Linked DNA regions of Mus musculus: regions 2, 3, 4 and 5 are each linked to region 1. Evidence: chromatin loops called from intact Hi-C (ENCODE). Cell type or tissue: left cerebral cortex. All regions are shown on one strand. Links, peaks and the distances in the headings refer to the core of each region. The heading gives the core; the rest is flanking DNA. Region 1 holds the start of Gm32596 (a long non-coding RNA gene). Region 2 overlaps Mrtfb (myocardin related transcription factor B). Region 3 overlaps Mrtfb (myocardin related transcription factor B). Region 4 overlaps Parn (poly(A)-specific ribonuclease (deadenylation nuclease)). Region 5 holds the start of Mrtfb (myocardin related transcription factor B).

Evidence for each region. A loop is a pair of places that touch in the nucleus more often than their neighbours do. Peaks named below come from ENCODE experiments on the same cell type or tissue, not always from the same donor. Only the 100,000 strongest peaks of a DNase experiment are listed, where the experiment ranks them.
Region 2: it touches region 1 in a loop (6-fold over the local background); 16 of 42 quality-filtered maps call a loop at or near these places.
Region 3: a loop joins it to region 1, with 8 times the contacts of the local background. A loop is called at or near these places in 21 of 42 quality-filtered maps.
Region 4: it touches region 1 in a loop (2.6-fold over the local background); 2 of 42 quality-filtered maps call a loop at or near these places.
Region 5: it touches region 1 in a loop (7-fold over the local background); 14 of 42 quality-filtered maps call a loop at or near these places.

What each region holds. Positions count from the first base shown.
Region 1 is chr16:13,157,463-13,162,380 of GRCm38, reverse strand. Gm32596 (a long non-coding RNA gene) reads left to right here and starts at 3,086. Exons shown (of 3, transcript XR_384684.2): 1 at 3,086-3,175; 2 at 3,284-3,375. In left cerebral cortex, for the core only: CTCF peaks have their summits at 2,073 and 4,012 (motif pointing right); DNase peaks (open chromatin) are centred at 2,057, 3,054 and 4,008; H3K4me3 peaks cover 987 bases; H3K27ac peaks cover 2,694 bases.
Region 2 is chr16:13,355,638-13,360,555 of GRCm38, reverse strand. The region is part of intron 3 of Mrtfb (myocardin related transcription factor B); the gene reads right to left. All of the region lies in intron 3 of LOC115488652 (a long non-coding RNA gene), which reads left to right. Among named protein-coding and RNA genes, the nearest start is that of Gm15738, 64 kb to the left of the region's middle. In left cerebral cortex, for the core only: a CTCF peak has its summit at 2,696; DNase peaks (open chromatin) are centred at 943, 2,285, 2,583 and 4,320; H3K4me3 peaks cover 2,808 bases; H3K27ac peaks cover 3,818 bases.
Region 3 is chr16:13,407,308-13,412,225 of GRCm38, reverse strand. Mrtfb (myocardin related transcription factor B) reads right to left here. Exons shown (of 17, transcript NM_001122667.2): 16 at 2,549-2,609; 17 at 1-66. The region is part of intron 1 of Gm15738 (a long non-coding RNA gene); the gene reads left to right. Among named protein-coding and RNA genes, the nearest start is that of Gm15738, 13 kb to the left of the region's middle. In left cerebral cortex, for the core only: CTCF peaks have their summits at 495 (motif pointing right), 1,267 (motif pointing right) and 2,229 (motif pointing right); DNase peaks (open chromatin) are centred at 532 and 2,242.
Region 4 is chr16:13,625,623-13,630,540 of GRCm38, reverse strand. Parn (poly(A)-specific ribonuclease (deadenylation nuclease)) reads left to right here. Exons shown (of 24, transcript NM_028761.3): 15 at 916-958; 16 at 2,092-2,167; 17 at 4,317-4,427. Among named protein-coding and RNA genes, the nearest start is that of Parn, 40 kb to the left of the region's middle. In left cerebral cortex, for the core only: a CTCF peak has its summit at 1,989 (motif pointing right); DNase peaks (open chromatin) are centred at 516 and 1,992.
Region 5 is chr16:13,254,339-13,259,256 of GRCm38, reverse strand. Mrtfb (myocardin related transcription factor B) reads right to left here and starts at 2,776. Exons shown (of 17, transcript NM_001122667.2): 1 at 2,703-2,776. In left cerebral cortex, for the core only: CTCF peaks have their summits at 2,695 and 2,899; DNase peaks (open chromatin) are centred at 2,339, 2,806 and 2,970; H3K4me3 peaks cover 2,548 bases; H3K27ac peaks cover 1,638 bases.

The DNA of each region.
Region 1 (4,918 bases), core at 378-4,377:
CTCTGACTCCCTCTTCTGGCCTCCTAGGCACCTATACTCACATATCCCCACATAGATACACATATGCATGATTAAAAATAAATTGAGTCTTTTTTCTAAATGTGCATATATGTTAAAAGACAGCCATAGGAACAGATAGGGGCTGCATGAGAATTGGGAGAGGGGGAGGAAAAGATGGGGAGATGAAGGAAATAATCAAGCCTTTGGGGTAAGGTGAGCCGTCAAATGAAAGCAGGAAAGCCCCGTCTCAGGTTAGCCAGCAGAGCAGGTGTCCCCAAGAAAATATCTATTTAGAAAAAAGGGAAAAGTCTCTTTACTATCTATTGAGGGTGTTTTAGAAGTCAGAAAAGCCCTACATAGTTTTTAGAAGCTCATAAGCAAGGCCATGTGTAGAAACATGCTCATATTTTTCCAATCAAAGATATTTACATGAAAAATAAATCTGGGCCACCCTGCCTCTGAGGCTGTATACTTTTGATTAACTCCACCTGACTAGATGCCTTTTTTTTTCCATTTTAAGTGTACATGTGCTCATTTCCCCCTAATTTAATCAGCTTGCTGGTGTACACACCTCCAAGTGTTTAGTAATTTCATGCGTGTGTTTTGCAAGCACAGGTGACAGCAGCCCTCAAGTGCACTCAGGCTGTAGACTTGACTCAACTTGCTTTCACTGGCTCAAGAATGGGCTTCTCTGTCCTGTGGCTGCCTGGGGTGGGGAGGGGGCGGGGTACAACTCAAGGTGCCTCGGTTTTCCATTGCTACCTAAGGTTTCTACCCACGTCTTCTCCTGAGCCATTGCCAATCCTTGCTCACCTGATCCCCTGGCTTCCACTCCCTCCAGGCCTGTGAACAGGCCGCTGAGTAGTAGAAGTGAGTGGCGCTTGCAGTGGCAGACACTCTGGAGGGCAAGGTGTGACACTCAGCCCTCTGTGGTGTGGTCCCTTTACACTGGTCTTTTTATGTGTCTTCACTAAATATAAGTAACAAATCCTTAGACATGGACAAGTAAGGAGCCCCCAGGAGATCACAACGAATATAGTGTTGGACAGCTGGTTTTTTTTTCCTCCACTAAAGTGTCTGTCTGCCTGTCTGTCGTCTATCTGAACCACTGGGTCATGGCATGCCAAGAAAGCACTTCCTAAGTTACATATTCACAACCCTCTTTACCTTTCCTTTCGGGATAGTCTCACCAAGTTGCCCAGGTTGGCCCTAAACTTACTTTACAGCCCAGTTACTTTTCATTTTTCCTTAGTGGCTGGAATTGCAGGTCTGTGTCATCAGGCTTGGCTAACTATATTTCTTCTTTAAAAACAAACAAACAAACAAACGAACATTAAAGTTTAGTGTGGCAGTTCACTTTTATCTTAGCACTCAGGAGGCTGCTGTAGGGAGATTTTGCCTTTGACACTAGCTTGGGTTGTCTCAAAAACAAAACCAGTACAATTGGAACAAAAATCACTGGTCGGGTTTCTATGCTGTAAGGTGCACACAGGTAGGCACGGCTGCTGGTTTTGGGTGCGTGTGTCGTAGAACCGCTGCCACTAAGGTCACAAACCTTTTTATTTTTTAATTTTTATTTATTTATTTATTTATTTATTTATTTATCTATCTATTTTTACCTATTCTTGGTGTCTTTGCGGAGGTGGCCAATTTTTATCTTCAATCGGGAAGCTTCTTGGTTTTGACGGATTCGACTTCTAGAAGCCTAGGGTTTAACGTGGGGTTTCCGGCAATCTTAAGAAATTCATACCACTTCCCCTAAATATATTTCTCCCTCAAGGGGGAAAATGCTCTCTGACCGACCAGACTCCGGACTTCTGGTCTGACTCAGGCTTGTCCCGGGGCGTGCTGGGGCTCCGATGAGAAGCAGCGACTATTCTCTCCGTTTGTTCATGAGTCATGCTGCAAGTCAGGAATCTTCCCCACCCCCACCCCGCCTTCCCTGCTTTCCCATGTCATGCTTAGGCAAGAACCAGCAGAGGCAGATACTCCCTATTCAAAGCGTCTCCGTCCTTAGTCCAGTACCACAGCGTAGTGTAAGACGCGCGACTCAACGGGGACCCCTACTGTCGAGACCCGGAAGGACAGCGTGGGCGCGGAGGTTTGCTTGGAGCACACCCCAAAGGCAGTGTCGGTTCCCGCCCACCCTCGCCGCAAAAGTACCTGCACATTTCTGTTCGCTTTGTTTTAGTCAGTGAAAATGCTGGGTTTCATCACGTCGTTTTCATACATATCATAATCCTTTGCTCACAGTCACTCTCAATTGCCTTCTTGTGTCTGTCTCTCCTTTTCCCTGCCGCAGGTCTTCTTCCTCATCTACTGCCATGCCACATATATTTATAGTTTAATTAATTCTTTTTTAAAAAAAGAAGTCCAGATTCCTCAATGAGACAAAAAGTAATATTTGTCTCAGGCCGGCTTCTTTAAAAAAAAAAAAATCCCCCCCCCCCACAAAAAAAAAAACCCCTTGACTGTCTACAGTTCCACCCATCTCTCTGAACTGACCCAAGTCTTCTTGTCACAATACACTAATGGGGCTGATGGCAGACCCTGGCTCTTGCTAATAGTGTTGCGATAACCGTGGGTGTGCAGTGACCTATTGGGTGCTGCTCCAGGCAGGAAGCCACAGAGCAGCAGCTGGATCCTCAGTACAGTCCCACACTCATTTGCCCCACCCTCATCTCATCTATTAGTGACAAGAATGTGGTCTGAGTCTCAAGTTTTCAGCCTCTGTCAGCACTGGAGCAATTAATCATACTCGCTTCCGGGATGAACCTTCCCCAAGCTATCAGCCTCCCCTAAGGGAGAGCTTTAGGCTGTGAGCCAGAGGTTTTCAGGACCGTGAGGACTGAGAAGACCCAGCTTAAAAAAGCCCAAGCTGCAACTTCTTAACCAGTGCTTTGGGGGCCCTGATCCCAAATTTCCCTTCCACGGGTCCTGATGGGAGTTTGTGGATGCTTCAACTAGGATGAGTGTCACGGCCATGTCAACCTGAGATTCATCTGCTGTGTGGATGTGTCGAAGCACAGGGCTCTGTTTTGAGACCCAGTCACCATAGCAACCCAGCTGCCCCAGTTACAGTGCTCTCAGCACCACCAAAATAACAATCCTCTCCAAGCTGCTGAATGTCGACTTTCAGCTCCAGGTGACAGTAACCAGCACACATTTTGATTTCGTAAGTTTTTGGAAGGAGGTTTTAAGTAATAATAATAAGCCTCTGAAGCTGGGTTACGTATGTAAAGGGGCTCTAGGCTGATCCTTTGTTATCTTCCAACACCCACAGACCACAGAGCCAAACAGCAATGCTGTTACAAAGCAGCAGGAAGAAGAAAGGAGCTCGCTGTGATTTCCTGGGGCTTGACACTTCCCTCCCAGGTTAGGGGTAAACACGAGAACATAAATGATGGCAACCCAGACAGGTTTTCTGTAGGTGTGACAAGCTAGAAAAGCAAAATCCATCTTTATTTTTCCTCTTCCCAACCCCATTCTCAACACATTTATTCAGTGGTGTGTGTGTGTGCGCGTGCGTGCGCGTGCGTGTGCGTGCGTGCGTGTGTGTGCGTGCGTGTGCGTGTGCGTGTGTGTGTGTGTGCATGTCTGTGCGTGCTTGTATCATTGAGTTCAAGCCATGGTGTACATGTGGGGTTTAGAGAACAACTTGTAGGAGCTACTTCTTCCCTTCTACCATGTGGGGCATGGTGACTGAATTCAGGCCATCAGACTTACCTGAAAGCATCCTTACCCACTGAACCATCTCAGTGGTCCAGCATCTTCTTTCCTTTAGTCAGCTCTGCTCCGCCTTCATTCATCTTGGTCACCTGCTAGCGAGACTACCTTCTCTCTGATGCTAGCTGACTTGACTCTTCCTGGCCTTCACCCTTTCCAGCTTCACAGCCTCCCAGGCTGTCCCCCCTGGATTCTCCACACCTGTCACCCACAGTGACCTTCTCTGGTTGCAGTGTAAGCTGACCAGCACTCCCTGCTGACTAGGTACATCACAGGTGCTAGCTGGTTCCGTTTCTCCACCTCCTCTAGATGGAGCCATTTTCTAAAGTTCTATTGTTCCTCAGAGGCCCTCAGCATTGCTTTAATGCCAGCATCTACTACATCTCCATAATACACTGTCTCCTGTCTCTGACTTACAATCAAATAATTAATTTAGAGCTATCTTTCCCCTGGGGGGAAAAAGACCCTTTCCAGACTTGCTTTAATTTTGTTAGATATTCTTATCATCTCTTGAGTCCAGGCTTAAAACTGGACATCACTTAGATTTAGTCTTTCCCTAGGCATTTTGCTGCACAGACTGCGTGTGCGCGTGTGCGTGCACATGCACATGTGAGGTCACAGAGCAGGACATCATCAGGTGTCTTCTCCTGTGCTCTCAATGCCTGAGGTGGCACCTGTCACTGAGCTTCACCTCTGTGCTGTATATTGCCTGACTTCTTACGTGGGTACTTGGGATTTGAACTCAGGACATCTCTTGTAGAGCAAGCTTCCCTCCCCAGCGCGTGATGCTTCTTCAGTTTATGTCCCTTTTTTTCCATTTCTGAAGCCTCAATTCAGTTGTGACCCTCATTTCCCATTGCTGGGGCTGTTACAGTGATTCTGGACATGGCTTCTGTCCCACCTCCCACTCTTGCAGGGTAGCCAGAAAGCATAGCCATTTCCCAGCTCAGTTGCTCTGGGTTGGCTGGCCCCGCGTGGATGCCGTGGATGCCCCTGTGTGGGTGTAACTTCCTCCTCTGATCTCTGGAGCCCTTTCATCTCTCCTGTGGCCTTTTCTGCCTTTGAATTCTCTTTGCTGCAGGACTGAGTGAGGCTTATGACCTGGACTGTGACACATCAGAAACAGACTTGCCCTGTCACACTTCCCATGCTCTCTCCTCAGCAGCCGCTGCGTGCAGCTCTGCCCAGAGAT
Region 2 (4,918 bases), core at 491-4,490, 200 kb before region 1:
CTTTCAAGTGAGTGAGAGGGTGAATGTGAAACTGATACTGCACCCAGCCTCCCATGTAAATAGAAGGACATGGGAACTATTCCTTCTCATTGTACAGACAAGGAAACCAAAGTGCAGAGCAGTAAACACTAGGTCCATCCAGGGCCACAAAAGTCATGCTGTACCTGGGCTTGAGCCTAAAGACCTGTCACTCACAGCCTCTCTTTGCTCTTTCAATACTACACTGTTTACTGCACTGTATAACCCTCAGGATTGCCAGGGAGATTCTAATTATGTGATCAATCAGCTCATGATTCTTCTACCATGGACACATGTCTGCAGGATGTATGTATGTATGTATGATGTATGCATGCACGGTGTTGGGAATCAAACCTGGGACTCTTACGTGCTAGGCACATGCTTCACACCTCTCTACTCCTTATGTTCATACTTTTGATCCTTGCTTCCTAAGTCCTTTAAATCACATTCTGCTGTTTTGTTATCTTTTTATTTCTCCTATTCTATTTAACTTGCCTGATTTCACAAGCATACAAACCTGTTTTAAATATATGGCATTAAGAGGAACTGACATTTAAACAGCTTAACCGATGCAAAAGGAATTCTTAAACTGTTTTATCAATGAATGATTTAAAAACTTTAAGCCCACCTGACCCCTGTAACGAGTCTCCGTGTGTCCTAAAAACTCCCCTGGCACTGACTGTTCCAGCAATCTGCAGTAACACACACTGTGTAGAGGCAGAGCATGCCCATTGTTCAGTTCTTGGCAGCAGTAACTTACATTTCACTCTGTGTTATCTGTTGTGACCTAGGTGTTTCCTGACCATTCTCAAAAGCAGTTTGACTCCGGGAAGTCAAAGAATGATTTATTTTCATCTTTTGCAAGCTACAGCACGCCCTCATCATTTGCACTCTTAGTATCTGAGAGAAAAGGATGGAAGCACTCGCTACTCAGGGCAACAGGGTTCCTTACAGGCGATCTGTCTGCAGGAGGAACCGGAGCTGAGCAGGCCAGGAAGGGTCTGCAGACAGAGCTGAGGGAGTGAGGAAGGAAGCCTCCCCGAGAGGACTGGGTGGGCACGGGGATCAATAACACTCAGGTCTCAATCTGTTCAGATTCGGGCTTCCTCACCCACAGCCCTTGCTCTCCGCTGTAACAGAAGCATGCTGCGCAAACAGGAACAGGAATTCCCAGATCTCTGGCCATTTTCTTAATTAGTGCAGTGCTTGCCGACAATTCTAACCACCAGTAAGCATTCACAAGCTTATTTGCTTGCTTTTTTTTTTTTTTTAAATCAAACTATGCAACATGCTTTTAAATCAATATGCAGATAATGCACACACAGCTGAGTCATCATTTCAGGACTCAAGGAGACAAACAACAAACGTCCAACATATTAATCGGGAAAATTATTTTTCCTGGAATTATGTGGCTGTAAACACAAATAAAGCAGTGTTCTGGTTAATAATAAAAATGGAATAGCCTCTCCAAAACCCACAGGGTTTGGAGGAGAATCCCCAAACTGGGAAAAATACACAAACAAATCTGGACAAATTAAACTGAAGCCAGGACTGGCTTCCTAACTGTCATTATCAGTAGCAATTATTGCCAACTGTTCATGTCCTGTCAACTCTGTCTCTCTGCAAGCAGGATTAAACATTCACCATAGAGAACTCAGGAGTAAGGGCAACAGCAAACAGAGAGACACACAGACATACAGTGGTAGACAGACATGCCAGCCAGCAAGGTGACAGGAACAGGAATGTAGCCATCCTGCCCTGTCCAGAGACAGACTGACCTTCCTTGAGACTTTTCTGGTTGCTTCCCTCAAGGCATTCCTTTTCTTTGAAAGGTTCAAAATCCTCAGCAGTTAAAATTTCTGGGAAGCCTTGTGGCTGCTTCTTGGAGCTATCGATCATGGTGAAGACTTCTGGAGACAGGCAGCATCCAGCAGGAGATAAGCTTGATTCGCAGGACAGTAGAGAGCACAGAACACTCTGGTCCTGCTCCCTCCTCACAGCACACTGGTCACAGAGCAATTAAGTCTCTAAGTGACATAAGGCAGCCATTCGCTTGGAGTTCCCAGCTTGACCTGCAGACACACTCCTTCGGGTGGGAGCCTTTAACTCTTCCACACTAGAGGAAGGCAGAGGCTGCGAGGCACGACTCTTAAGATCCCACCCCCTTTCCCAGCCATCCCCCTTCCCTTTGCCATTCCAGCCTCCCCCGCGCTGGCTGCTTCAATCTGCAGCTAGATGCTCCCAATCATCTGACGAGCACTGAGTCAAGCAGTTAAAAATAAAATCTCTAGCTATTAAAGAGAAACCTTTGCTGATAACAGGAAGATGAACGGCTGGCTGCCGTCTCTGCTGTGCTCTCTGTAAGCAAAGCCCTGGGCTGTGAAATACTTCACACTGGCCAGACGAGCCCATGCATTACTCATGAAGTTCTCCAGCTAAACAAATGACAGAAGAGGACATCCAAAGGAAGCAGTTTTATCTCTGCAGAGGCACCTCACTGAATAAACATGCTACCAGCACATGTGGGTGGAAAGCATCCCTTCCCTCCCACGTTCCTCTGTGGGAGCCTCTTGCTACATAGGGCTATCCCTGGCAGAGCTTTATAGCCAGGAATGTGCTGCAAATCCGGCTGCTTCCTTGGCTATTCAGAGCCCATGGAGCAGCAGTTTGCCTTTGTGCCACTAGTCGGCTGAGAGAGCTAGCATCACTAGGATTCTTTTTTAAAGGAGAATTGTTCTCCCAAGTACAAAGCAACACCACTAAGAGATGTTCCTAAAAGATTTAATCAGCGATGGGCTGGAGTTTCATTTCACAACACGCGTGCCTTTTCTGCAAGGTACAGGTGGCTACTCACACATGCAAGGGGCACTCTGGAAGGAAATGTTTATGGATGGAAATTCCAGGCAACGTGGAAACAAGTTTGTTTCCACATACACCAAACACACACCAGCAGACACAATAATTTTTAGAGTTCAAACCATGTGCCTTTGCATAGAGCTCCCATATGCCCATCAACAAATGGTAGTGGCACAAGAGCCGTGCTCGATGAGGAGTCTTGTCGAATGAGTAATTTTACTTGTACACAGCCAAGGGACAAGACTAAGCTGAAAAAAAAAAATACAGGAGAAAATAGCTGACAACACTGTTCCTGACCAGTGACCAGGCACGACTGATGGATGATGAAGAAAAAAGCCTCTAAAGGATGGATATTTCTTCTGAAGAGAAAATGAGGTGATATTAGTCATACACAGCATGGCCTCGGTGGACTGAAGAAAGGGTTACATCCTGCACACAGGTGAAGCAGTATTTCCCCTCCTAGCACAGAGGGGTTTGGATCAAACATCCTGAAAATCTTTTGCCTCTGGTTTCAAGGCAGTCAACCCACACTATCCTACTGAGATTGCTATCTGCCCTTCTCCCACATCTCTGGAGAATGGGATTTTACAACATATGACATGTTTCTTGTCAACGGAGGCTCCTTTTGAAGCAACAGAAGTCTTCCAGCATAGTCTAAGTCTAAGAGCACATGGAAGTGTCTATCACACTGCCCTCAAGCAAACCTCTGCTACTGTCCCCTGTCTCTGGACCTAGTTTCCCGATACAGCATTCCTGTCCTTCCAAGAGTCACAAGGAGTGACTGCTCTTTACTGGGTACTTCATCAACTTTTTTGCACATATTACACGGTATCCCAGCAGTCCTGCTGAGCTTCATGGTGATTTGAACATTACAGACATTGAAGAACGAAGACCAGGATCACAAAGGCTTAGAACTGAAGCAAAGTTGCTGTTCTCCACAGAGGAAGGTCTTCGTATTGCACTGCACTGCCTAGTTTCTCTACACTAGGCCCGAGTTCTAAGTTTTGGCTAGAGACATGTAGCAGCACAAGTCATGAGTTTATCACATCCCTGCTCTTTGGGGAGTAACCACAAGGCACTAATTTATAAAAGTATTTTAACTTTTTATGAAGCAGTAACACTTTATCTATTTATCTATCAATCAATCAGTTATCCTGTTGATAGACTTGCAAAATCAGTATTATCAACTCAATTTACAGATGGGAAAACTGAGAGATAGCATATCTCATAAGTGAGGCCAGGATTCTTATAAAACAAACTTGGCTCTAGTGCTTCCATCTTACAGTGCTTTGCAAAAGGAACAGTAAAAACAACAGGGAGCATGCACTTTTCTAGGGTGCTGCTCAATGTTTTCAGTTTATAGGTTCAAACACACACACATATTTTACACTCATCACTTTAAAACTTGAAACTCTGTGTCGTCGACGTCTTTGTGAAGGAAACTCTGCCGACACGTTATCTCTCCATGAAAGTGTCAGCCTCCCATCAACGAAGCACCATCTGCTGCAGGCTTATAGCAAAGCCTCAGCTTTGTCATTTTGAAAAGAAATAATTTCTCTAGTAATGGAGATACCTAAAAAATGTTTTTGCTGTTTTTCAAAGAATTTGAAATAGTTTCAAATTCACAAAGCATTTTCCCCAAACTTTCTGTGAGAATTTCTGATACTATCTCTTCAAGAGCATTGTTGAGCATGTTCTTACACATAAGGCTACCTTTTTACAGAGCCATAGCCTTCTTGTTCCTGCTCTGTCCTCTCACCCTTCCCCCCCTCCATTCCCACCACCCCTCTCTCCACATGCTCATGGCTGGCCTCTACTTCTCTGCTTCCTCGATCTCTCTCTCTCTCTCTCTCTCTCTCTCTCTCTCTCTCTCTCTCTCTCTCTCTCCCACCCTCTCAATTCCCCTCCCCATGCCCCCAAATAAACTCTATTCTATACAAAAAAAAAAAAAAAGTCAGTATTGAGCGACTGAGGCTGATAAGCTGCTACTAGCAATCCACAAACTCCATCCAAGTTCCAAACTGTCCAAATAGCAAAAGGGATC
Region 3 (4,918 bases), core at 333-4,332, 250 kb before region 1:
TGCTGGCTGTCACTGGTTTCATCTTGGAAATTGGAGAAGGCTCTTCTTTTATTGGGAAGGAAATCTCTGTGCAGAAGAATTGATGGTGTTAGTAAGTATTTGCTGCCATTGAACTATATTAGTGACTATTCTGTCATCCTCTCTTACATCTTAGAGGCAGAGAGAGCATGCTCTAATTCTTTTTAAATTTAATTTTAAAAAGTCATTATAGTTGGATGGTATTTCAGTTTGTCAATACAGTCTAGAAAGTTACAAAACAGACACAGTACACCTTATCAATAACGCAAGGCTGAAGTCACCTCCTTTGCCCTCCTTCCTAAAGGTGAGGCAGGTCAGCCACTGCTCTCAATTCTTGTTCTGAGTTATCTGAACTTTGGACAATTAGGTAAACAGCTTAATAAGTACCAATTAGTTATTTAATTTATTCTTAAACATTAATTTGTACTTATGTATACAAGTGTGTGAACGTGCTCCTGTGTGTAGGAACCCATGGAGGCCAGCAGAGGGTGTCTGATCCCGAGCTAGCATTACAGGTATTTGTGAATCCAAAATGGGTGGTAAGAACCAAATTCTAGCCCTCAGCAAGAGCAGAACGTGTTCTTATGTGTTGAATCATCTTCCCAGTCCCAGTCTATTTAATTTTTTGTGGCTCTCTGTGTGTAAGGCAGAGATAAATGCAAACGTCTTCTTCAGAGCTAACTAGCCCTACGGTTTGGGATGGGGTCATCTCCCCAATGGCTGGGCAGCAAGCCCCAAGGATCCACTTGTCCTCCCCTCCCCAACACTAGGATTATAGGCATTGTTATTGTGTTCTGGGGGGAACCAAGTTCAGGTCCTCAGGCTTGCATGGCACACTGAGAGAGTCATCTCCCTACGTGATCATATTGACTCCTTAATAGGGCAACCAGCAAACCAACAGACCTTCTGTTATGGACAGACTAGTGCTCACATAGATGAATTTTAATAACTTCCTCCACTGTTGTTTTGAGATGACTTCTTGTTTTGTGTAGACTTGGCTGATTTAGAACTCAGTATGTGGACCAGGCTGCTTGGAACTTGGAGAGCTCTGCCTATCTCTGCCTCTCGAGTCCTGGGATTAAATGTGTGTGCCATCATGTTAGATTCTTTCTCATCTTTCTGAGAATACAGTAGGTGAAAGAATTAATGAACCATAAACTTAAAAGCTTATTGTATCTGGGTATTTTGTCTGCATGTGTGTCTGTGTGCTATGTGTGTGCAGTACTCATGGAGGCCACAGGAGGGCGTTGGAGTCCTCCTAGGACTGGAGTTACAAACAGTTGTGATTCACCATGTGGTGCTGGGAATTGAACCTGAATCACTGGAAAAAAACCTTATCTTTATCAGACTGAGCAAAAACTGCATGCCTGATTTTTAAATACACATTTATTTTTTAACTCCCAAGTTTTCAGTTTAACATATTCTGAAAGACCAATGTAGTTCTCAGCAGACTTTCACTTATTCATGTGGCCCACATGCAGATGGCAATGTCCTTCACTATGCCATGGACTCTGCTCAGGGCATCAGCGTCTATCAGATGTGTTCAATACAGATGGAGAAATAGTAATTACTACTTCAAACTCCTGACTTCTTTCACCGTACGACTTTGTACATGCACACATACGTGTACGCATGTGCACATAGGTGTGTATGTGATATGCCAGGATGGTAGTTCACATTTGTATTGCAGTGCTCTGCCACTGGGCTGCAACTATCCCAGGAAGTTTCTGAAAAACTGATCCTTGCTTACTTGTAAAGGCAGGTGAGCTGAGGCACGTGCTAACGTCTGGTTTAAAGGCAACATACTGTAAATGATGGCTTACTTTATTTATTTATTTTTTTTTTTGTTTTTTTGAGACAGGGTTTCTCTGTATAGCCCTGGCTGTCCTGGAACTTGCTCTGTAGACCAGGCTGGCCTAGAACTCAGAAATCCGCCTGCCTCTGCCTCCTGAGTGCTGGGATTAAAGGCGTGTGCCACCACGCCCAGCTGGCTTACTTTATTTTTAACTACAGTTTATTACTTATGAATGTGCATGCTACCACAGCATGTATGTGGAGGTCAGAGAACAACTTGTGGGGGTTAGTTCTCTTTCATGGTGTGGATTCTGGGTATCAAACTCAGGTCACTAAGCTTGGCAACAAGCACCTTTACCCACTGAGTAATATCTGTAGCCCTGATGTATGACGTACTCTGAATTTTAATAGAACAACCACCAGAGGGAGCTCAGGCTAAGTTATTGGAAAGTTCTCACTCCATAGAGCATGCTTTGCTGGCCCAGCTCTAATGTGTGAGACATCTTTCCTTTTTTCCAAGTGACAGCTATGGGGATCTAACATCATGCCATCCTTCAGTGTGGAGCCAAAGGGCTTTCTTTCCTCTGTTATGTGGTTTGATGGCCTAGCTTGAGCAGGTTTGTTAGAACTGGATGTTTCTCAGTTTCCAAGACAACATCCAGCTTTAGAGGAAGGCTGTCCTAGGCCTGTGGTATGACACTGCTTCCCTTGGGCTTGTGTCCAGCCTTTGACCCACCTCCACTCTTTATGAGGATGTCGAAGAGGTCGTCCATCTGCTGACTGTGCACACTGGAAACCTGCAGCCAAGGAGGACAGAGTTAGCGGCCTGCACCAGGGGCACTTCACCAAGGGGTCCACTGAGCCTTGGTTTTACTCTAACATTTGATAGTCTAGAAAACAGCCAAGTTGCTTGGGAAATGAAGATATTTAAGCCAAACCACCAGAGCATGATAGGTCAACTAAGAATCAAGGAAGAAGCCAGCGCTGTGACTTGCATGTGTGCTCTGCTTTTCCTGAATGGCACTTTGGGAGGTGTCTAATACTTTATTCAAAGAGGGTCTGAGTCAATCTGCATTCAGCAAGAATTGCTATAGCTCAGATGAGCACACTGTGCACATGGTTTTACCGTTGAGGTTGATTTGGCATGTAAGTTACACTTACCGTATGTGGTAGTTTGAATGAAAATGATCTTCACTGGCTCACAGGGAGTGGCATTATTTAAAAAAACTAAGACCCGTGGCTTTGTTGGAGTAGGTGTGTTACTAAGGGCGAGTTTTAGGATTTTATAAGCTCAAGCCAGGCTCAGAGGCTCATTCTTTCTCTACTGCCTGGTGAACCAGAGGCAGAGCTCTTGGCTACTTCTCCAGTACCATGTCTGCCTTTGCTGCCTTGCTTCTGGCCATGATGATAATAGACTGAACCTCTGAACTATAAGCCAGCTCCAATTAAATGCTTTTCTTTATAAGAGTTGCCATGGTCATGGTATTATCTATTCACAGCAATAGAATCCTAACCAAGACAGCACAGATCATGGAGTTTAATGATCTAATATGTATGTGTCTATGAACCCATCAACAAGATTATCATTTGTCAACTGGGAAGCCCCTCATCTCCAGGACCCGCTGTCCTTCAGAACACATGAATTCCTGTCAGTGCCTCAGACATGTTCTTCTTGAGGTTAAGGTATGGGAGCATTGTCTTACGCAGCGACATTATTCCGAGCTGGATCCATGGTGTAGTATATAGCTTAGGGATAGTTTACTGCTTTTATTGCTGGTCAGTAATCCATGTTTGGGAATGTCTGCTTGCTTGGTCACTGACTTAATTGGTGGGCTTCCCACTTTTGGACTGTTAACAAAGCTGCTATAGAAATCTGTGCACAGCTCTACACTACTATGCCCTGTGCCTTTCTCACGGTAAGTTACCTAAGAGTAAATCTAATGGGTCTCAGAGTGGATGTACACTTAACATCTTGGAAAATGGCGAAACTGTTTCCCAACATTATCCCATGTTCTCCCAAAGCAGGTGTTCTGCATCCCCGCTGCACCGCCTGAGGGGAGTTGTGGGATGGAGATGTGGTTCTACTGCAGTTCCTGGGTGACTAGTGACTGCAGAGGGTCTGTACACTATTCACTAGCTATTTACCATCCTTGGTAAAACATGTTTAAGTCTTTTTCCATGAGCACATCTAGTAAGTTTCTTGTTTCAATAGTGTGTTTTCCCCAATCTTTGACTTAAAAATCCATGTCTTTGTGTTTGATGGATTATGTTTTGTTTATCTGAAATTCTTTGGAGTTTACATATATTATTAAAGGACACTCTCACTTGATATAGGATCTGGGTAGTAGTCTCTTGGAATCCTCCTCACTAAGAACTTAAAACAATGCTGCACTCTTTCTGGCTCCCATTAGTTTTAAAAACTATATTTATTTTGTGAGTGTGCTTGTGCACATACACGTTGTTGTATGTGTGCCTTGACGCACGGTAGAGGTCAGAGGACTGCTTGCAAGAGGGTTCTCACCTTTCACTATGAGAGTCCTGTGCATGGAACTCAGTTAGTCTGGCTTGGTTGGCAAGCTTACTGAGCTACCTTGGCAGTCTCTTTTTATCATTAATAAAAAAAACAACAACCTGACATTAGTCACATAGTAGTTGTCCCCTTACGCTTTTCTCTCTAGTATCTCTTACCTTTACTTCCGATAATGTGATTGTGAAGGAATGTGAAATGCTACGATGTAATGTGGAATATTATGATGTGATATAATGAGGAATGCTATGATGTAACAGGAATTCTGAACACCTCAAAGCTGAAAACACAAGCTATTACCTCATCTAGTTCTTAGCTGTCCCACTGCCTTGTTTCTCTTTCTATGGTGAGAAACCATTACACAGGCTCTGAGGTTGTAGTGACTGGTGTGTGTGTGTATGGCTTTCTTTAAATTAAAGATTAAGTGACATGAAGCAACTGTCTATATTTATGGGCCACACATGTGCACAATGGAATGGGCTAGCTCAGGAGGACTCGGACTGTACCCTGTTCAGACAGACCCACCCACCAGCCATTAGCATAGCTTCCCCTTCTCTCTGCTAAGCCCATCTATGATTT
Region 4 (4,918 bases), core at 315-4,314, 470 kb before region 1:
GAAGGAGGGCAAGTTAGGATAGCTATTGCTACTATGGCCACAGTGTTTATATTTATGAGAATTTGTCCATGGTCACTCTGTTCCCTGGTATTTCTGGTCCCTGTAGTAGAGTAGTTAAGTGGTCTCCTTTTCTCATAGCTGTGATGCACTACCTGACAAAATCAGCTGGCATCGGTGTGAGGGTACAGTCTGTCTTGATGGGAAAGGAAGGGTGGGGGTTTTGGAGTTGAGCACTTCTCACAAGAACTGATCAGGAAGCAGAGAAAGGATTTACCTGCCTTTCTCTGCTATTTTACCCACTCAGTGGTAGTGCTGCCAGCGTTCTAGGTGGGTCTTCCTTCCTCAGTTAAGCCTCTGAAAACTTCCTCAAAGACTGACACAGAGGTGTGCTCATGGTTGATTTCAAATCCAGTCATGTTGACACTGGAGCTTAGCTGCCACTGTAAGAAATGGTAGCAGGAAACTTCCCAATGCAGACTTTGGCTTCCATAAGAGTTCAGACTGCAAACCAGATGGTGGCAGTGGGCAGTGGCAGTCTGGAAGGGTGGATCCACAGAACAGTAAAATGTGCAGTGCCTGCCTCACTTTCAAGATAGATGCTAGCCTCCTCCCTCCAGGTACAGGTACGGAACCTGTCCCTTTGGCTTAGTATGGACTGCATGCAACACTTCAGTGAGTGAAGGAAGCCAGAGGATGGGACTCTGTCCTCAGCTCATCAACCACATTGCCGCTCGGTTCACACTGACCAGTGTGTTTGTTTCATCTGTCCACTTCTATGTGTTTTATGAAAGTATTTAATATGTGAAGAATATGTTTTATTTATGAAACATTTTAAGTATTTTATATTTTAACAAAGTACATTTTCAATATTGATATATATTTTATTTACCTTATTAAAATGTATTTTGTTTCCAGACTCTTGGATACTAAGTTGATGGCCAGCACACAGCCTTTTAAGGTATTATTTAAATCTGAACTATCACTCATACGATATAATTTGAGATTTCTGTTTGTTTGAGACAGACTCTTGGTATGCTAGGCAGGCCTTGAACTCACCCTGTAGCTGATAGAAGTAACCTTGAACTTCTGATCCCTCCTGCCTTTGCCTCCCATGTGGTTGGTGCAAGTGTATGCCATCATGTCCAGCTTTCTTTGAAATTTTTTGTATGACCACAAATAGCTTTGGAATTCTGATCTAGTTAAATGCGATTTCAGACACGTTAAAAAATTAGAAAGGAAGAAGAGAGAATTTTGAAAAGAACAGAAATAATATAAAAATGTGAAGTTATCTTTATTTTTCCCACCACCACCACCCTGCAACACACACACACACACACACAGGGTTTCTCTGTATAACTGCCTTGGCTGTCCTGGAATTTGCATTGTAGACCAGACTGGCCTTGAATTCAGAGATCCACCTGCGTCTGCCTCCCAAGTGCTGGAATTAAAGATGTGCTCAACCACTGCGCAGCTTGTCATGTATGTTATTCAATAGCTTATACCTGCAGACAGTTTGTCCTTTTTCTGCCTGCCTGCTTATTTTGCATATTTGGACATATATTCTAATAAGGATAATTAGTTAATTATTTACATTCTTGTCAAGGACTTTCTGAAGCCTCCTGAACAATACGTTAAGACAGTGCTTTCTAGTTCTGTGTCTCTACCAGCAATGGAACTGCCTGTAGCCTTTTTGCAGTGCCTGTCAAAGTACTGACATCCCCAACCCCTCAGCAAACAACATGGAAGTTTTTTTCCCTCTGCCAGTTTTATCCCCAAAATTTTGCTTTTGTAATGAGGTTGGCTTTAAACTCCTCCTCCTGCTGCCTCAGCCTCCCAGGTAGCTGGGATTACAAGTGAGCACCAGCACTGCCTGAGTTTATAGGTTTTACCCTGTAAGTCTTTCCATTCATCACCTTTGAGTAGTGACCCTTGAACTTGTTCCTTTCACAAATGTGTTCTAATGGCTTCTGTTCTTTTAAGAGACACAAGAGGGCAGTATGGCGTGCATTTCCCACGTGGATACCCTAAATTGGCTCTCCTTAGTCTCTTGCTGAGATGACATGTCCTAATTCTCCGCTTACTGCTTTGCAGGATATCATTAACAACACATCCCTTGCAGAGTTGGAAAAGCGGTTGAAAGAGACACCTTTTGACCCTCCCAAAGTTGGTAAGAATATTGAACACGAAAACCATCAAACTTTGGAAATTACTATGTTAATATGTTATATTCAACTTTGGAAATGCAAATACGTTATATGAAATGTCTTGGAAATGGTAATGTGTTATTTGTGGACTTTGGCTGGGTTAACTTCTAGGCCCTTGGTAGATGGCTGCTTTCTGAATAATGATGGTATTCTAGTTCCATGTCCAGCTATATCCACATCATGTTAAGAGTTTTATGGTAGCCATTTACTGTGATGTTTGGCAATTAAAGTTTTAAGGCTTTTATTTCCTAATGCTTAGAATTCTTCCAAAATTTGATGTATCCTTTTATCTGGTGCATTATTTGAAGATAGACAGTATGTCAGTGACTGATCATTGGAGATGCAATGAAAATACATTTTGGGTCTCAGAAAACCTAAGAACTAGGCGTGCTGCCTAGATGAGAGCATACCTGTGTCCTCTGAGCTAAACAATGTCACTGAGGAAAGCCTGTGTTGAGGCACTGTGTCCTCCGTCCTGTTACCCACATTGAGTTGCTGACCTGCAGTTAGCATTCTATGGGCTGTGGTCAAAGACACTGATCACAGCACTAATGGTCCAGAAGTTGGTGATGCAGGTAGTAGGGTAGCATTGCTTCCCTTCTGGGTAATAGTCCAAGAATCCAATTACGATGTGAACTGGGTAGAGGGAGGGAAACCAATACCCTGTGTGTAACTGTGTAATGGGATAATTGATCTGGGGAATAATGATCTTCAGCAGGTGGTGTCTAGGGTCTTACTTAAGCACTACATTGTTAAAAGGCTTTCTTTCTTAGCAAGTGTCAAGCCCAATATTTGGTATGTAAGGAAATTAAAGAATTCTTACATAAAAAAGCATAAATGATTCCAGCCATTCCATCACTAGTTTCCGCTCTTGCTTCTGACGAGACACTGGCCTTTTTTGGGGGGGCGGGGGGTGCTTTTTGAGACAGGGTTCCTCTGTATAGCCCTGGCTGTCCTGGAACTCACTTTGTAGACAAGGCTGGCCTCGAACTCAGAAATCTGCCTGCCTCTGCCTCCCGAGGGCTGGGATTAAAGGTGTGCACCACCATACCTGGCTCGACAGTGTTAAAAAACACTCATTTCCCACTTGATTTTAGGAAATAATTACTTATGAGTAAGAGCTGTATTCTGTCCTATTATTTTCATATTTCTTTGGCACAGAACTTACTGAAAAGCAGATTATTCTCACATTCATTCAGCACTTGTATGTGTGACTAAGAACCAACTTATGAATGGTTTTGTAGTACAGTGGCCCCATGGACTAAGGGCAGCATTACAGCAAGCTCTGATCTATTTGGTCTGTATAAATTGCTAGGTTTGCACCAGCCGGGGGCCTGCTGCATCTGGCTGGACTTGTTGTTTTCTGGGACTATTTGGGACACTGGTGGAGGATGGTCATGAGCATGTGGCATGTTCCAGGACCCTGCCATTTGCTGCCCTCCCCCAAAGCCTTACGAGGGGAGGTGGATTATCATCTCATTTTTAGACAACTGGGGGGCTGAGGGGTGCAGTGCTTTGTCCAAGGGTCACATTTGTGTGAGTGACGGAGGGAGGGATTGACGGTCATCGCATGACCTCTCAGCGCCTCTGGTTTGTTATTTACTTTGCCTACAGAGTCTTACTTTGTAGCCGAGGTTGGACTAGAACTCACTATTTAGCCTAAGCTGGTCTCAAACTTGCTGTGGTTCTTTGCCTCAGCTTCCCACGTACATCAATTTTAGGTGTGGCCACCGTGCCCAGCTTGAAGTTCTGCTTAGTCTCTGCTTTGTCCTACATGTATGGTAAGAGTAGCAAGGAGGACTTGTCACAGGATGGGAAACATAAGATTGCAAATGGCTCCAGTCGGTGTGGCTGTGGAGGCCTACAGCTGAATCTTGGTAAGGAAACTGAGGCCTTTTTTTTTTTTTTTTTGTCTGAACTGCAATTCCCATTTTTAGGGATTTTGTTATCTCATATTCTAAGAATAGAACTGAGCAATAAGACAGATTTCTTTGTGTCTTCAGGCCACATACAATACACAAGACTGCATGCAGTATGGATTTGGCCAGACATCATGCTTCATATTCTGCAGTGCTCTGGGAGAAATTGATCGTTCCTTTGTTTCCTCTTTAGAAAGTGCAGAAGGCTTTCCAAGCTACGACACAGCTTCTGAGCAGCTTCATGAGGCGGGGTACGATGCCTACATCACAGGGCTCTGCTTCATCTCCATGGCAAATTACTTAGGTACCTGAGATACATGTTTCTGTCAAATAGAGTGAATAGAGGCGGCTTAGATAACAGATCCATCCGTGTTTCTCCTGGTGCAGGAGACTTGGAATCCTGGGATTGAGGTGCCCACACCTGGACACCAGCTTTCTAACAGTTGTCGTTTACATATCCTCACACTGTAGAGTGCTTGAGGGAGGAAGCACCTGTGTTTCTCGTGAAGGAACCAGTTACCCTATTTGACCCCCAGATAGCGCATTTAAGGTTATCATTGTTTGGGATGTGGCTTCCATCTGGAAGTGGGGAAGGGATGGCAATCTGCATCACCACTGTGGTCCTAGGGTCTGGCCGTCCTTATAGAAGCAGGAGGGTGATGAGAGGGGAGCTAGAAGACTTGAGGTGGGGACACTCAGGAAGGGACAGCTGCCTGCTGCCTGTTGTAAGATGTGTGGACCTTCAAGAGTACCATTACCTCTCTGAGTGTAACTCACCATGTCTGAGCTTCTGCA
Region 5 (4,918 bases), core at 571-4,570, 97 kb before region 1:
GTAGGCGGTGCCACCCCTAGGCAGGTGGTCCTGGGCTCTGAAAGAAAGCAGGATGAACAAGCTAGTAGTGTTCCTTCCTTCAAGGCCTCTCCACCAGCTCTTCTTCCAGGTTCCTGCCCTGAGTACCTACGCTGACTTTCTAAAATGATGGACTGATAGGGAAGTGTAAGCAAAAACAGACCTCTTCTTCCCAAGTTTCTTTTGGTCATGTGTTTACCATGGCAGAAAATCCTAACTAGAATAATGATTAATAAAAACAACCAAAACAATTGGCCTTTTTTTTACCCTGGAACTGGATAGTGTTTGCCTAATGCAATAAAAATGAATTACTTTCACTTAGATGAATTGTTCAACTTTACAAGGGTTCATTGTATCTATGTCTAGACAACTTTAAATGTGGCATCCTATTTTCATAAGTCTTTACTTAGATGTTAATTTCCATAGTGCCTTTCTAAAGTAATAAGCAATACAGAATAAATGTTCTATAGCAAGAAGCAACTTATATTTAAAGAAAAAAAGGCAAAAATAAACTTTTTCAGATTTAAACAATTTGGAATTTACTGCTGTAGCTACAAATGGACTGAGCTGAACTTTTCTTGATTTTTTTTCCCCTTCCATGGAGAAGTTTCCAATGAAGACAAGCTTGTTTGTGAGCCAACCCCTAGAACTGCTTAGATAGGTAATTTTAGTTTTCACTTTTGAGCACATCTGTATTCTCCAAATGCACTACTATCCCTAAGTAGAAAAGGCTCCGGGGCTACACTGGTACTCAAGGACACTCCCAACAGCCCATCACCATCCTGGCTTCCAACTCCACTCTCACCTCATGCCAGTCAGCAGTTCAAGTGTGACCAACATTTCCAACAAGGATTCCCCCAAAAGAGAAACAACTGCAGATGAACAGGTACTAACCTGGCTCCTGAGAGCCAGAGATGATGATCCATGAAAGAGTCCCTAGCCAGAGGCTGTCTTTTTATGTATCAGACTCACAGAGAGAATTTTATTTTTACTTCCCAGTGAAAAGTGTGTATTAGATTCTGCTGTTATAATTAGCTAGATAGTGGAGCGTGTGCTTTATATAGTGGTTCTCAAGAGGGCAGAACTGTCCCCATAGCACATTGTTAGTTACTGAAGAGACTCCTAGACGGCAGCGGAAAGCATCTGCAGTGTTTCCAGCCCTGGACCGAGAGCCATCTAACACATGAGTGGTGGAGGTGATAATGAAGGCTACCCTGGCCCACTATAGATTAACATACTTTAGGATTCAATATTGAACCATGTGGCAAGTCATTCTCGAAAACACCCACCACCCTGCCCCAATTATGTAGTCCAACAAGGTGAAGGAAAGGGAACTGTGTGAACTTCCACAGCACATTACACCTGCATCTACTAGACACACATGGAGCATACTGCCAAGTGCAACAATTTCAATCTTCTATTTCCTTATTACTAACAATAAGCATGAGGGATTTTGTGTACTCCATTAAATGTAGAGAACTCGGGCTTTGTATTGGTTACAATGTAGCCTGGAATACAGCATCCCTGGAGGGCTGTATTATCTGAGCCTAACCAGAGACAGGCTGTGATTTATCTTGCACGCTGTCAGTCAGCCTACATTGTTTTTCTCATTAGCATCAATTACCCCAAGTAACACGGTTTTATCTCAGGTCCCAATCTTTGTTCCTGACTTTGAGACTCACTGTCCCACAAGTGCATGCGTACATACGTGAGTGTGTGTCTCCAAACATACTCACTAGCCGCAGGGTCCGTGATATTACGTCCTACCTAGCTGGGTGTCTGGGCTGCACTAACGCCATAGCACGTATTTCTTCTTCACATCTAAAGGAGAGCACTCTACTGACCTTGGATCACGTATAGGAAGATATAGTATGAACTTCGTGTCAGGGTGGCAAACATTTGCCACAGAACCAAAAGTTAGGAACTTCACAACCGCTCATCCTAAGAGTGCGATCTCAAGCTTCAGAAAAGAATCAAACTTTTCAAAGTTTCTTTGCCTGAGGCAAACCTTGAGCTATCCTCGTGGCCTGAGACCCTACACCCGCCGCACCCCTCGTCACTGTCACACCGCGTCTGCTCATACACAGGGCCAAAGGGTAGCTTCTGAACACTGAGAACTAGGCAAAGTTTCAGGGACAGAACAAAAGCGGTGGAAAACTTTCTCCCTGGAAACCCGGAACGCTGCGTGCGTGCAATTTCGGGAGGGCTTGCAGACACACCCTCTGCAGCCCCGCGGGGACCCCAGGGGAAGAGCCGCGAGCAGGGCTGGGGAGGAGGATGGAAGGTGAGTCCGGGGCGTGGGCCGTCCCCATCCCACCACGTCCCCGTCGAGTGGCTCCGGCCAAGGCGCTGCTGCACCTCACTGCAGTTCCAGCGTGGGAGCGCGCAAGCGAAGCGCCTGGTACCAACTCCAGGCTGCCCGGGAAGATCGGGCCGCGGCCGCACACAGGGGACCCCCGACGAGGGAAGCCCGGACCCGGTAGCCCCGAGACCGCGGCCGCCCCGCCCCGCCCCGCCCCGCGCGAGTCCCGGGACAGCGCGCACCCGGAGGCGCCGCAGCAACCTCGAGGGGCCACCGAGGACGCGGGCCTTCCGTCCGTCCCTCTCCCGGGGCCCGGCCTCGCCCTCCGCAGCTCTCCCCTGCCTCAGTCCCAACGGCCGCCTCGCACCCGCTCGCCGCTCACCTCCCCGGCCGCTGCCGCCGCCGCCGCCACCGCTGCCGCAGCTACCACCGGATCTCGCGAGACTTCGCTCCGCCCCCGTGCTTACCCTCCTCCCGTCTGAAGGCACGGAGCCCGTCCTGGAAGCTCCAGGTAGCGCCGAGCCGACTCCCGGAGGTTTACACCCTGCTTCCCTTCTCCCACCCGGCATCCGCCCTCGCCCCTGACCCGGAAAAGTTAAAACCCAGGTGCGAGGCCGCCCGCTCCCGCCGCGCTCTCACCTGGCTGCCCCGGGGCGCATGCGCAGCTGGGCTGCGGAGCTGGGAGCTCTTTGGTTGCTGCCTAAGCTCTGGCTGCTCCCAGTCAGATAGATGGTCAGTCAGTGCCGGCTACCCTAGCAAGCAAACAGCTCATGCTGCCTCACTAAGTGCATTCTTGCCGCCTCCCCATTCCAGAAGGAGGTTGCAGCGGACGAGCAGACCGGCCTGTGGAGTCGGTGCGTTTCTGATGCCACACCCGCACCTGTAGGAACCCCTCCTCTTGAGCCCTGCCTCACTCTCCACCCCTCTGTAGTTCTTCCGAGTGGAAGAAGTGACCCCAATAGGGGGTCTGTTGCAACCCATCTTAATGCAACTAGACAAGAGAACGCTTTTCACACTTTCTCCAACTCTGTAGAGCCCTAAAAGCAAAATATGTTCGAAAACAGTGGGAGAACCCAGGATAGAATGGTTCATGGACATAGAGCCAGGGCATTCGTGGAGTTAGGTCAGCTGTTCGGGGCCACAGGGGGTCGCATATCAGATTCTGTGTATCATTTACATTGATTCATAACAGCAAAATAACTTTATGGTTGGGGGATCACCACAACATGAGGAACTGTATTAAAGGGTCCCAGCATTAGGAAGGCTGAGAACCACTGCATTACGGTGTGACTTCTTCCCAAAAGAAAACTTAAGAGTAATTGCTTCTAAGGAAGAGAGGCTGGCATAGTGAGATGCACTAAAGTGGGTACCCATAACCTCGTGCCTTAGAGTTTTACTGCTGTAAACAGAAAATTGCCATGACCAAGGCAACTCTTATAAGGACATTTAATTGGGGCTGGCTTACGGGTTCAGAGGTTAAGTCCGTTATCATTAAGGCAGGAACATGGCAGCAACCAGGCAGATATGGTACAGAAAGAGTTGAGAGTTCTACAGCTTCATCTGAAGGCTGCTAGGAGAAGAATGGCTTCCAGGCAGCTAGGGTGAGAGCCTTAAAGCCCATGCCCACAGTGACACACCTACTCCAACAAGGCCACATCTTCTAATAGTGCCACTCCCTGGGCAGAGCATATACGAACCATCACACTTCCGAAGCCTGCAATAAAGAAAATACCCATATGGTCTTAGTAACACAGTATTTGAATTTGCATGACTCTAGGGCCTGGCACTGCCTTGTGACAAGGTCTTTGTCTTAGTTTGAGTTTCTATTGCTGTGAAGAGACATTATGACAACTCTTATAAAGGAAAACATTTAATTGGAGCTGGCTTACAGTTCAGAGGTTTAGTATAGTATAGTCATGATGGGAAACATGGCAAAGTGTGGGAAGACATGGTATTGGAGAGGCAGCTGAGAGTTCTACATCTGGATTTTCAGGCAGCAGGAAGAGAGATTGAGCCACTGAGCGTGGCTTGAGCTTTTCAAAACTCATAGCCCACCTCAGTGACACACTTCCTCCAAGGCCACAGCTCCTAATAGTGCCATACCCTGTGGGCCTATGGGGGCCATTTTTATTCAGTCTTGTTTTGTATATTCCTGTGAGCTGGCCCCTCTGTGACAGCTTCTGCAGAATCAAGAGCCTGGAAGGTTCTATCTCATCCCTGAAAACTGCACTGAGGCCTGCTAAGCTAACCCATCCTGATGATCTCATAGTGTCAACAAATGTGGGTCCAGACCTTCCTTACCTGTGCTGCCTGGAAACCACTCCTCTTACAGAGACCGAACATATAGATGTTGAACGTGATGATGTAGCCCAATAAAATGGGGTGTGGATGAAGAAAGGAAATCCCAGACCTCCATAGGCAGGTTCTCCAGGGAAAGAACCAACAGATACCCTATAGATGCATGAGAGGACTTACCATGGATGCTAAGACCCACAATATGCTGCCAGCAAGACTAGCAATGATGGAAGACGCGACAAGTTCAAGTTCAAAGGCCTGAGAACCAGAATTGCTGACGATATAACTCTCAGTTTTAGGCTG